2 separate regions of the Homo sapiens genome follow, and region 2 is linked to region 1. A link is a contact called in ENCODE Hi-C or POLR2A ChIA-PET data. All regions are on one chromosome and are shown on one strand. Each heading gives the region's core, a stretch centred on a gene start or an enhancer-like site at or near the end of the contact. The rest is flanking DNA. Distances are from core to core; before and after follow the strand shown. Region 1 holds the start of BAG1 (BAG cochaperone 1). Region 2 holds the start of CREB3 (cAMP responsive element binding protein 3).

Region 1 (6,218 bases), core at 2,167-4,666:
TGTCATGACCCAGTAATTTCATTTCCAGATATTTATCCTAAACAAATAATTGGACATGCGACTCCACAGTAACTACTATACGATAATATTCAGTGCAACCTTTTCATAATAGTGAGAAACTGGAAAGAGCCAAATATTCAGGAATCAGGGACCAACGAACCACACTACAGAAGACTTTAAAGTCTTCAGTAGGCATTAAGGTCTACAGTAGCCATTAAAGCTCATTTTTTGCAGGAAACCCCAATACCACAATGAATGCTGATGACACAGTGTTATTATGAGGGGTTTTATCCAGGGGAACATTTTCTTTTTCATGCATTCCTCTATTTTGAAACATGAATTTCTATTGTCTTTATAATTCAGAAATAAAATATTTTTAAAAATTAAAGACAATATGTTACACTATGAAATATAAATAAAAATGCCTCCTATTACTAAATTCTTTATAATGACTGACACCCAATGGGGTAAGTCTTTCCCCAGTGGATACCAGAATGATAGATTCTCAGGGGGGTGGGAAGACAGAGGGCAGGGGCCAGGAGGGTGTGGGTCCTGGCAGAAATGAGCATCATGCATCCACTGAGCCCGCCACATCCAGGCCTCAGGTAAGTTTGCTCAAAACCTCCTTTGAGTCAGAACAATGGGAGGCACTGGAAACACAGCAGTATCTCCACCCTCACGGAGGCTGTTATTTTAACAGAGAAATCAGATGTTAAGCAACTAAGAAAATGATTATTTAATAGTAATTTCATAGAAGTGATGCAAAAATAGCAGGGAGTACCATGGTAACATATAATGGGAAGATGATCTAACCTAGCGAGGGAAGACTGCCCATGAGCTTCATCGAAAATGGTGAGATTTCTGCCATCATCATAAGACTTCAAATCTGACACCTGTCCAGGTGTTTGAGAGTGTCCAATACCTAGCAGGTCCTCAATAAATATCTGTTGAAGAACTGAATGAATAAACAAATAAATAAAAATTGTCCCAGTTTGAAAACAGAGTGACTATTAGGAAAAGTTCAGCAGTTTTAAAACTGTCCTTTGGCCATAAGGAAAAGCCGGAAAAGAAATGCTTACCCTTGGCCAGGTGCAGTGGCTCACACCTGTAATCCCAGCACTTTGGGAGGCCGAGGCGGGTGGATCACCTGAGATCAGGAGTTCGAGACCAGCCTGGCCAACATGGTGAAACCCTGTCTCTACTAAAAATACAAAAATTAGCCGGGCATGGTGGTATGCACCTGTAATCCCAGCTACTTGAGAGGCTGAGGCAGGAGAATCACTTGAATCCGGGAGGCGGAGGTTGCAGTGAGCCTAGATCGTGCCATTGCACTCCAGCCTGGGCGACAAGAGTGAAACTTCGTCTCAAAAAAAAAAAAAGAAAAAGAAAGAAAGAAAAAGAAATGCTTACCCTTAAATATGAGTTTCTGAAAAGACTGTGGAACCCCTATGACCTCTTCAACAACCTGGGCCAGGTCTTGGACAACTGGTTCACTGCTGCCCTGCTGGGAGGTAACATGAAGGTCGTGCTTCTCATTGCCTGGGGAGAAAGAAAAGCATTTGACGAATATGATTCTTTCACATACACCAATATAGGATGACACTTTATCACATTTATTTACCCAGCCTTCAAGGCCCAGCTCATATGCCACCTACTCCACAGAGCCTGCCCCCATGCCACCCAGCTTTCCTCTGGTGACCTCCTCAAGTATCTCTGTTTCCTCTATTATAATAACTAACAATATGAATGATATCTGCTAACATTTTAAGCATTTCATGCATAATCTAATTTAATCCTCAGATAAACCCCACGAAGTAGATCTACCTATTACTTCTTATTTCACAGATGAGCAAACTGTGACTTCAGGCAAGTTAAGGACTGCCTATGGAGACTCAACTGTTGGAATCAGAAGTTGATATCAGATCTAGCTGATTCCCAAGCCCACCTTTTTCATCACAAGCCATCTGCTTCCTGTGGCTTGACTGCCCTGTACCCTGTATTGTATTGGTCTCGTCTCGCTTGCTGTAATGGGCAAGTGACTGTTTTCCTCCAAGTCTCTCCCACTGAACACACTTGAGTGCATCCATGATTTGTGCTAAGTAAACAGACAAATGCATACGAACAGCAGAGCCTTTCTTTCTGAAGAAGAGACGCCAATTCTTTTCCAGGGATGCGGACAGCAAGGAGGGAGCCTGTGTACAGTACATTACACCAAGGTTTGGTTCCCCCAACAGCTCCGTGAGGTCAGCAGGAGCCAGGGTTACCAAATCTACTTCACAGAGGAGAAACCGGATTCTTAGAAGAAGCCGTCCATCCCAAGGTCACTCAAAACCGCAGGATCTAGAATCCAGGTCTCCAGATTCCCAGACCCTTGGGCCTCCCCTAGCTGGTTCTAGAGAAACCTCATGGACTCAGCTCTCCGGTGTACTGACTTCATTTGGTGGTGTGTCAACTCCAACAGTAGGCAGACCCAAAGGGTGCCCAGAGTACAACGCTTGGACCCACGGCCAACTCAAGCGGCGCACACGGAGAAGGCACTCAGCACACGAGGAGCACCCCGGCATGCACGAAGTTCTGACTTATCACACACGGAGCAGTCGTAGACCACATGGCCCAATATATGCCTGACACAAAGGGCACAATAACTGCGCGGGCACACAAACACAACCAGGCCCACGACGTAAAGCACGGAGAAGCTCAAACACCCAGGATCGCACAAATGACCAGAGACAAAATACACCGGCCACATGGAAAAGTGTACAGACACAAGCCCGGGACAAAAGACAGTTCCACGGACACAACCAATAACCCACGCTTCCGGACGCCAGGACAAGCGCAAGGTCACACGCTTCTGGAGGACACGTGACTAAACCCACAGACCCCGCCGGGCTTTCGGGACCTGCATGGAGCCCACCTGGCGCCCGACACTCACTGTGGGTGACAGTCACGGTGAGCCCAGCTGCCGCCATTTCCTCCCTGGTCACCTCCTCGCTCCGGGTCGACTCCTCGTCCCGGGTCACCTCCTGGCTCCGATTCATCTCTTCGCCCTGGGTCGCCTCCTCACTCTGGGTCGCCTCTTCACTCCAGGTCGCTTCCTCACTCAGGGTCAACTCCTCGCTCCGGGTCAACTCCTCGCTCCGGGTCGAGCGGCGCCGGGTTTTCTTCTTCATCCGCGGCCTGCGAGCGCCGGCGGCGGCGCCCCTGGTGGGTCGGTCATGCCCGCTGGCAGTACTCCGGGCAGGTGGACGCCCAGAGGGAGGCGGACCACGCTGGGCCGGGGGCTCCGACTGGCGCGGCTCCCGGCCTGGCCGAAGGGCGCGCAGCCGGGAACCCAGCCGCTCCCGGTCGCCTCGCGGTCTCCGCGCCCCCCCGCGCTGAGCCAGGCCCGCACTTGTTGACCGCCCAGCGATGGAAGCTGAGCGCGGCGTCTCACAACCCCGCCCGACTACTTCCCAGCCCCGCCCCGGCCTGCCGGCCCCGCCCTCGCCCTATGCCGCGTTAGTTGCCTCCAGGCCCCACCCACTCAACTGAGGCCCCGCCTTGCTACAGTAAAACCCCTCCCACTCCTTCTACCAACACCCCGCCCCCTGCAGGCTCTCTCCGAGAGCACCAAGTCCTTTTGCTCTCCATCCCCGGAAGACCCGGCTGAAAATCCGGAAAAAGAATCGGGAAACGCCAGGAGGCATATTGCGCTTGCGCACGGAGGGGCCGGAAGTCGAGGCGGGAGTGACTCTGCTTCCGTTTCTGGTTTTGCTCTAGTGTTTGGGTTTCTTCGCGGCTGCTCAAGATGAACCGACTCTTCGGGAAAGCGAAACCCAAGGCTCCGCCGCCCAGCCTGACTGACTGCATTGGCACGGTGGGCATTTGATCATGCATAAGTAGGCTCAGGACCTCTGACACACCCGACCCCGCCCACCCCCAGCCCCGGGCCCATATTCTTCCACTTCATTTCGGGTCCTGGGCCCCTTACACGTCGTCCCTCTCTATCTCACCTTCTCCCCTTCATCCCTGTTACCCAAGTCATTCCTAACGCCACAAACCAGGGAACCCCTAACCCCATCACTGCCTTGCCCTGCCAGCACCCAACCCGTTTTGATGCCCATTGCCCGTCCACTCGCTCTCGCCTTGATCCTCTCACCTCACCCAGCCCTAGGCCCATACACCCTTCCCACCTCATCCTGCCTGATCCCTTACCCTTCTTCCATCTGTCATCCCCAGTCCACATCAGGACTCAGCTTGATATCCTAGGTCAACATATCTGTGCCTTCGTCCTGGATCTCAGTAACACAAAACTCAGAACCCTAGCCCCTCAGATTAAGCCACCATCCCCGATTTAGGGAATGGCATTAGATCTACAATCAGCTGGTTTCACTTGGCACTGGCCCATTTCATGTGCCTCTTGGAGGAACTCTCAGCCTGGCTAGTCTCTGATTCTAGGGAAATTCCAACTCAACTCAGTGATTCTCAAATTATTTTCTGCCCCAACCCACTTGAAGGCTACCTGGTATATCAGAATCGGGGCAGTGTGGCGGGGGGTAAGAGAATAATTTATAAAGCCCAGGGTTTCTGGTTGGGAATACCCTTCTTTGTGAACCACTGTTTTTCACCCTTCCCCTTAAGCTCCTCTTTTCTTCCTCTGTATTCCTTCCTCTCTACCTGCCCCTTCTGGAATAAGTGTATTGCAGTAACTACCAGTGCATTTGATATTTTCCCCTAAGGTGGACAGTAGAGCAGAATCCATTGACAAGAAGATTTCTCGATTGGATGCTGAGCTAGTGAAGTATAAGGATCAGATCAAGAAGATGAGAGAGGGTCCTGCAAAGGTAAGGTGGGCAGCAACTGCTGCACAAGGTGCTGGCAGAGCCTAGTTTTAGCACCTATAGAAATAGGGCCTAGTTCGGCTGGGCGCAGTGGCTCATGCATGTAATCCCAGCACTTTGGGAGGCTGAGGCGGGTGGATCACGAGGTCAGGCATTTGAGACTAGCCTGGCCAACATAGCGAAACCCTGTCTCTACTGAAAATACAAAAACTTAGCTGGGCATGGTGGCAGGCGCCTGTAATCCCAGCTACTCAGGAGGCTGAGGCAGGAGAATCGCTTGAACCTGGGAGGCGGAGGTTGCAGTGAGCAGAGACCACACCATAGCACTCTAGCCCAAGTGACAGTGTGAGACTCCGTCTCAAAAAATAAGTGAAATAGGACCTAGTGCAGGGGCTGTGAGCATCCCTACAGAAGAGATGCTTACAGTCTGGTAAGGAGAAAACATGTGAGGGTGTATCCTTTAGGGAGGAGAGTTTGCAATCAAATATGGAAGGGAGGCTGGGGATTGATCTGGTGGAAAGAGATGCTGGTCACACGTCTAAAAGCATGTACATGAGAATTAGCATATTATACTGAGAAGGTGGTAATCTGGAGAGGAAGACTAGGCTGTGCTCAAGATCAATGACTTGCTAAGCTGGTCAGGTTAGGTTGGTATATTAGACTGCTTAAGGAGTGGCCTGCTGGGAAAAACTGAACTAGGCATCTGGGACCAGTGTTCTAATACACTGTCACTGCCTTCTAGTTGTGACCTTGATAAAGTCACTTATTTTCCACTCCTGTTAGGTAGAAACATAAAATACTGTGTTTAAGCACATGGACTGTGGATATAGAACTACCTTGTTTTTTCCAGATCCATAACTTATTAACCATGTGAGCCTGGGTATCACTGAACCTCTCTTTCCCCATCTGTAAAACAGAGATAATACCCACCTTACAGTATGAGGATTAAATGAGGTAATTGATGTGACCTGTGTACCACTATGTCTAGGATAAAGTAGTACTCAGTAAATATGAGTTATGATCATCTGTGAAGTAATAATACCTGTTTTTCCTTCCTCACTGGAGAAGACAAATAAAATGATCTACAGAATTCTATAGAAAAGGAAGGCTTTTCCCAGCCATCTTAGTGGATGGTGTGGAATGAAGAGCAACCAGAGGTAGGAAAGCCCATTTAGATTTGAGACAATGAAAGCCCAAACCATGGTGGTAGGAAACCAAAGAATCAGTTTGAAAGTGAGTTCTGAAATCAGCTAACAGGATGACTGTGCATGAAGAAACAACAGAAAGAGGAAAGATAAGGTTGATAAAAAGGTTTTCAACCTAGAGAGGTGAGAGATTGGTGGGCCATTGTTACTTATTTCAAAGGTGAGATAAGGTTCAGGAGTTTGGAATTGTTGA
Region 2 (5,735 bases), core at 510-3,009, 2.5 Mb after region 1:
CCTTCTTCCCTAGGCAGTCCCCAACTTGTGACTAGGCCTTGTACATCCTGGGTCCCTATTTCCCACCTATGTTGTCTGTAAACAACACAGTCCAGAATCTCTGTCCCCTAACTGTGGTGGCCACAGCAAGGGCCTTGGGCTTAGAGAATGGAATAAAGAAGCTGGAATCCCAGATGCCTGCAATTCTAGCTAAAGCCAGAACGCTAGCCTGAAATTAGTTTATCTCTCTGGGTAAAAAGAAGCCCCTGTAACTACATAGGAATAAAGGATTTCCCTACAAAAGAAGGGCATTTACCTACTGCCAACCTCTTAAATTTTATCTGCTCAAGGTCAACTATGCTAGCCTCAAACCACAACCCCTAAAGCTGCCCCAAATTCCTAACATTAACCCCACCTCTAATTTGTTTCCTGATTCCCAGTACCGGCTTGGACATTCATCCCTTTCCTAGCACAGACTCATATCCAATCCCTGATCCCTGAAACTGATCTAAGTTTTGCCTTTAGCACCAAATCCCCTGATGTTAACCCTAAATGTTGACCCCTAAGCCTAAAGTTCATTTATAATTTGATTCCTAACTCACGCTTTCACTGTTTATCCTTAACACCGACCATGCCAACATTCTTTAATCCCTCAAACAAGCTCTAACCTGATTCCTGTTGTTTGTTGACCCTTAACCTGACCCTGAACTCAAATTATGACGTATGATGGCCATCCCAGCAAACAAGATAATGACCGTAATCTAAACCTTACCTATCTAAAACGGACCTGACTCACACTAACTCTTAAGTTTTAACCCCAGCTTTTAACTCCTATAGCGACCCTTGATTCCTAAACGGACCCCACCTAATCCCCAACTCACCCAAAGCTTTCCTACCCACATGCCCGCTATCAGCTAACACCAAAGCCCGTCCCCGCCCTGCGCCCCGCTGCCACCCGACTCCTCACGCTCCCCAAAGCCTATCCCAGACATAGGACTGCTCCCAGGAAAGGCCTGTCTTCCCCAAGACGGCCTACTTCACGCCGAGCTCAAGCCGAGATGCGCTGGACGCTGACCTCTCCAACTAATAGGACCCGAACCGGACACGCAAGAGAGGCAGGGCCCGCCCGCCCCGGGGCCAGGCCCCGCGGCCCCACCCTAAGGCCCCCGCCCGGCCCGGTCTGGCCTACCTGCGCTGCCTGGCTCTGCGCCCCGCCCGCCGGCCCGCCGCCCCGCCGCTTCTCGGGTCGCCCTCGGGCTCCGGCCTCGCCCTCCCTTCGACACTCTCTCGGCCACTTCCGTCCTGGGAACGTCCCCCACCCGCGGGCGGCGCCCTGGGCCCGCGCTCTATGGTCGCGGGGGGCAGGCAGGAAGCTGCTCTGGCCCCGTTCTCGATGCTCGGGAGCCGCCAAAGCCCGGCAGCCCCTCCCTGGCAGGAAGCGAGGGTGCGGCGCAATCCGGAGAGGACGCCAGGACGACGCCCGAGTTCCCTTTCAGGCTAGAACTCTTCCTTTTTCTAGCTTGGGGTAGAAGGCGGAGCCGGAGCCCCGGAACCCCCGCCCTCGGGGTGCGAGGCGGCAGCAGGGCCGTCCCCTACATTTGCATAGCCCCTGGGACGTGGCGCTGCACCCAAGCCTCTTCTCAGTTGGAGGGAACTCCAAGTCCCACAGTGCCACGGGGTGGGGTGCGTCACTTTCGCTGCGTTGGAGGCTGAGGAGAATTGAGCCTGGGAGGCGGGTCCGGAGAGGGCTATGGAAAGCCGCCGGCGGGGAATCCCGGCCGTAGAGGGACAGTGGATAGGTGCCCGAGGCCTACAGCTGGCCTGGGGCTCGTGTCTGGGCTTCGGACGTTGGGGCCCGGTGGCCCACCCTTTCCGTAGTTGTCCCAAATGGAGCTGGAATTGGATGCTGGTGACCAAGACCTGCTGGCCTTCCTGCTAGAGGAAAGTGGAGATTTGGGGACGGCACCCGATGAGGCCGTGAGGGCCCCACTGGACTGGGCGCTGCCGCTTTCTGAGGTAGGTTGGGGTTCTGACTGGGGAAAGCGTGGGATGTCCATGAAGTCAGGTGATGGTGATAAGGTCAAGGCCTGTTCATTGGAACCCTGCGCAGGTACCGAGCGACTGGGAAGTAGATGATTTGCTGTGCTCCCTGCTGAGTCCCCCAGCGTCGTTGAACATTCTCAGCTCCTCCAACCCCTGCCTTGTCCACCATGACCACACCTACTCCCTCCCACGGGAAACTGTCTCTATGGATCTAGGTGAGTCTGAAATAAGTTTGCGGGGAGGACAGGGTTCATGGGCCTGGCTATTCATACTTTCCCTTTTGCAGAGAGTGAGAGCTGTAGAAAAGAGGGGACCCAGATGACTCCACAGCATATGGAGGAGCTGGCAGAGCAGGTACTTGACTTGATTTTCAGGAGATTACTCTCACATTCCCCAGGTGGGGGCAGGATTCCCCATTCCTCTCTGACATCCCCATGCAACTGCCGTCCACTTTCTTGTTACCCTAGGAGATTGCTAGGCTAGTACTGACAGATGAGGAGAAGAGTCTATTGGAGAAGGAGGGGCTTATTCTGCCTGAGACACTTCCTCTCACTAAGGTAAGACTCTCATTGGTTGAACAAAGGCTGAAAAGGGATTAAAAGTCCCAAGTAGGCAAATTCTGTTAACTTTATATCAATAACTTTAAAAAAGGATTGAGGTGAGAAACTTAGTAGATTTATTGCTAATAGGAAGTTGAGGCAGGTACACAATATGCCAGATGCAAGGGCAGATCCTCGTTTTTGTTGGGCTTATACAAATTTTGGTGTTCTGTTAAAAAAATAACTCAAAATTATCAGTGCAACATTAGTATTGGGCCTTGGAAAGGACTGTGTAAGTGAAGGGCCTTGACACTTCGTTGGCTTCATAGTAATCCACCTCTTGCTGAATGGTAGAACTGTTTAGAGAGTTCAACAGGGTTGGACTAAGCAGTACATGAATAAATGTAAAATCCTTAGTTTTCAGTTTTAAGCAATGAGTGGCAACTTCACAAGCAGAGTACTGGGGTACTATGATGAAATCAGTGCTCATTAATAGAAAGGTTACAGGAATATATATATATTTTTTGACAAGGTCTTGCTCTGTTGCCCAGGCTGGAGTGCACTGATGTGATCATGGCTCACTGCAGCCTTGACTTTCTGGGCTTAGGTGATTCTCCCACCTCAGCCTCCCGAGTAGCTGAGACTACAGGTGCACACTACCCTGCCCGGCAATTTTTTTTTTGGTATTTTTAGTAGAAATGGGGTTTTGCCTTGTTGCCAGGCTGGTCTCGAACTCCTGGGCTCAAGTGATCTACCCACCTTGGCCTCCCAAAGTGAAGAATTTTAATTTCTTCAAAGTACAAGATGAGTCAGCAGTGTGATGTGGCTACTAAGAAAGTTCATGGGATTTGGAAACTGTAGCAATAGAGTTATTGTCTCTACAAGTCACTCTCTTGCTTTCCTTGATACTGGCTAGAGCACATCTTTGACAGATACTAAGAGGATGCAGTCTATCCTGAGAAGATGAGTTAAAAATTTTGTCTTTTTTTTTTTCTTTAAGCTCTGAGGAAATGTTAAGTGCCTTAAAATAGCTAAACAGGGTTTATTCTATTTGGCCCCAGAGATACTAGGTAAGTCCAACGGATAGAAATTATAAGGAGGCAGCTGTTGGTTCAGGATAAGGAAGTTTTTATTTGCTTGTTTGAAGACAGGTTCTTGCTTTATTGCCCAGGTTGGAGAATAGTGGCGAGATCATGGCTCACTACAGCTTCAACCTCTCAGGCTCAAGTGATCCTCCTTCCTCAGTCTCCTGAGTAGCAGGGACCACAGGCATGTGCCACCACACCCGGCTAATTTTTTATTTTTAGTAGAGACAAGGTCTCACTATGTTGCTCAGGCTGGTCTCAAACTCCTGGGCTCAACCGGTCCTCCTGTCTTAGCTCCCCAAAGTGTTGGGATTACAGGCATGAGCCACGTCGCCTGAATACTGCCCGACCAGTTTTTTTTTTAATAGTTTAAAATGGTCTGGCTTGTTAGGGTTAACACCTGGTCCGTGGAGGCATTCAGAAAGAATCTGAATGCCTGTTGGTCAGGGAAGCTGTAGAAGGGATTTCTGTATTGGAAAGAGATTGATCTCAGTTGCGTTTCAACTCCTTTTTCTAGAGTTCCTCTAATGATATCCCTTTCCCTGTTTCCTTTCAGACAGAGGAACAAATTCTGAAACGTGTGCGGAGGAAGATTCGAAATAAAAGATCTGCTCAAGAGAGCCGCAGGAAAAAGAAGGTGTATGTTGGGGGTTTAGAGAGCAGGTATGAAAGGGAGAGGGACTCTGTTGTAAGTATTAGGTTTTTGAAGGGAGGATACAGGCCATATCCCCGTATCTTTGTTATTTCCCCCAGGGTCTTGAAATACACAGCCCAGAATATGGAGCTTCAGAACAAAGTACAGCTTCTGGAGGAACAGAATTTGTAAGTATCCCTCCAAACCATTCCCTTCCTATGCCCCTCATTTAATGCTTTCTCACTCTTTCCCCTGCCCTACACTTGATTTCTAACTGGGCAGCTGCCTTCACTAGGTCTCTGATTCCAAGAAGCTCCCAGTAGTGAGGAATACATTTACAAGTAACTAAGAATAAGTTAAGTACCAAGAAAAAGAAAGGGGGTAAGAAAGACGTCATGGGCTTTCATAGTAGTTAGGATTCTGGGGTTGGGTTGGGAAAGCATTCTAGGCAGAGAGAAAGCATCCTAGGCAAGAGGACTAGTCCAGCATAGTCATCTTGGGCTGGAACTCTTAACACACATGAGCTGGGACAGAAGGTAGAGAACATAGAAAATGCCTGGTGAGGATTATGTGCATAGCTGATCAGACAGTGGGGAACGACTGATGATATTCGCAAAGGAGGTTAAGTCCTGGCAGAGTTTTTTTGTTTTGTTTTGTTTTTGCTTTTTGTTGTTGTTGTTGTTTTAATGAGGAACTTCAGGCATTTTGTCCAGAGAGGAAGAAGTCGTTTGCAAAAATAGAATGAAAAGTAAGAGAGAGGATCCAGTGCAGAGATGGAGGAGGTGGCCTGAACAGGAGTTTCACTGTGTCTCAGGATGCTAGGCCAGGGGATGCTCACTATTGGCCCCTCTCTTCCTCTAGGTCCCTTCTAGATCAACTGAGGAAACTCCAGGCCATGGTGATTGAGATATCAAACAAAACCAGCAGCAGCAGCACCTGCATCTTGGTGAGGATGGTGATGAGGGGAGAAATCCTTTTCTCAGTTGGTGGGGACAGGGCAATCCAGAGCCCTTCTTCATCTCCTTTTTCCTGTGCTCTAGGTCCTACTAGTCTCCTTCTGCCTCCTCCTTGTACCTGCTATGTACTCCTCTGACACAAGGGGGAGCCTGCCAGCTGAGCATGGAGGTAAGAGGCTTAAGGATAGCTCTCAGACAGGGCAAGGGGAGAGGTCTGGGTTGGCCTCTGAAGATTCTTTGTCTCCTCAGTGTTGTCCCGCCAGCTTCGTGCCCTCCCCAGTGAGGACCCTTACCAGCTGGAGCTGCCTGCCCTGCAGTCAGAAGTGCCGAAAGACAGCACACACCAGTGGTTGGACGGCTCAGACTGTGTACTCCAGGCCCCTGGCAACACTTCCTGCCTGCTGCATTACATGCCTCAGGCTCCCAGTGCAGAGCCTCCCCTGGAGTGGCCATTCCCTGACCTCTTCTCAGAGCCTCTCTGCCGAGGTCCCATCCTCCC

What was found. A loop is a pair of places that touch in the nucleus more often than their neighbours do. ChIA-PET counts read pairs that join two places held with the same protein, here RNA polymerase II (POLR2A). Pooled maps may share reads with other maps.
Region 2: a map of naive thymus-derived CD4-positive, alpha-beta T cell shows a loop between it and region 1 (5-fold over the local background). The contact joins the promoter of CREB3 here to the promoter of BAG1 in region 1. A Hi-C loop is called at or near these places in 1 of 168 maps with a recorded cell type or tissue (naive thymus-derived CD4-positive, alpha-beta T cell) and 6 of 50 pooled maps. POLR2A ChIA-PET finds 5 or more read pairs at or near these places in 1 of 52 experiments (T-cell).

Annotation. Positions count from the first base shown.
Region 1 is chr9:33,261,292-33,267,509 of GRCh38, forward strand. BAG1 (BAG cochaperone 1) reads right to left here and starts at 3,417. Exons shown (of 7, transcript NM_004323.6): 1 at 2,933-3,417; 2 at 1,411-1,539. The coding sequence starts at 3,383. CHMP5 (charged multivesicular body protein 5) reads left to right here and starts at 3,758. Exons shown (of 8, transcript NM_016410.6): 1 at 3,758-3,856; 2 at 4,719-4,823. The coding sequence starts at 3,788. RefSeq lists enhancers at 2,426-2,475, 2,606-3,195, 3,726-3,965 and a silencer at 3,226-3,545.
Region 2 is chr9:35,730,907-35,736,641 of GRCh38, forward strand. It overlaps CREB3 (cAMP responsive element binding protein 3), which reads left to right and starts at 1,760. Exons shown (of 9, transcript NM_006368.5): 1 at 1,760-1,995; 2 at 2,090-2,237; 3 at 2,309-2,376; 4 at 2,490-2,579; 5 at 4,203-4,309; 6 at 4,400-4,468; 7 at 5,142-5,226; 8 at 5,321-5,405; 9 at 5,486-5,735. The coding sequence starts at 1,867. TLN1 (talin 1) reads right to left here and starts at 1,289. Exons shown (of 57, transcript NM_006289.4): 1 at 1,169-1,289. MIR6853 (microRNA 6853) reads left to right here and starts at 2,016; the gene lies at 2,016-2,089. RefSeq lists enhancers at 846-895, 1,696-1,745, 1,796-1,885 and silencers at 1,076-1,365, 1,406-1,565.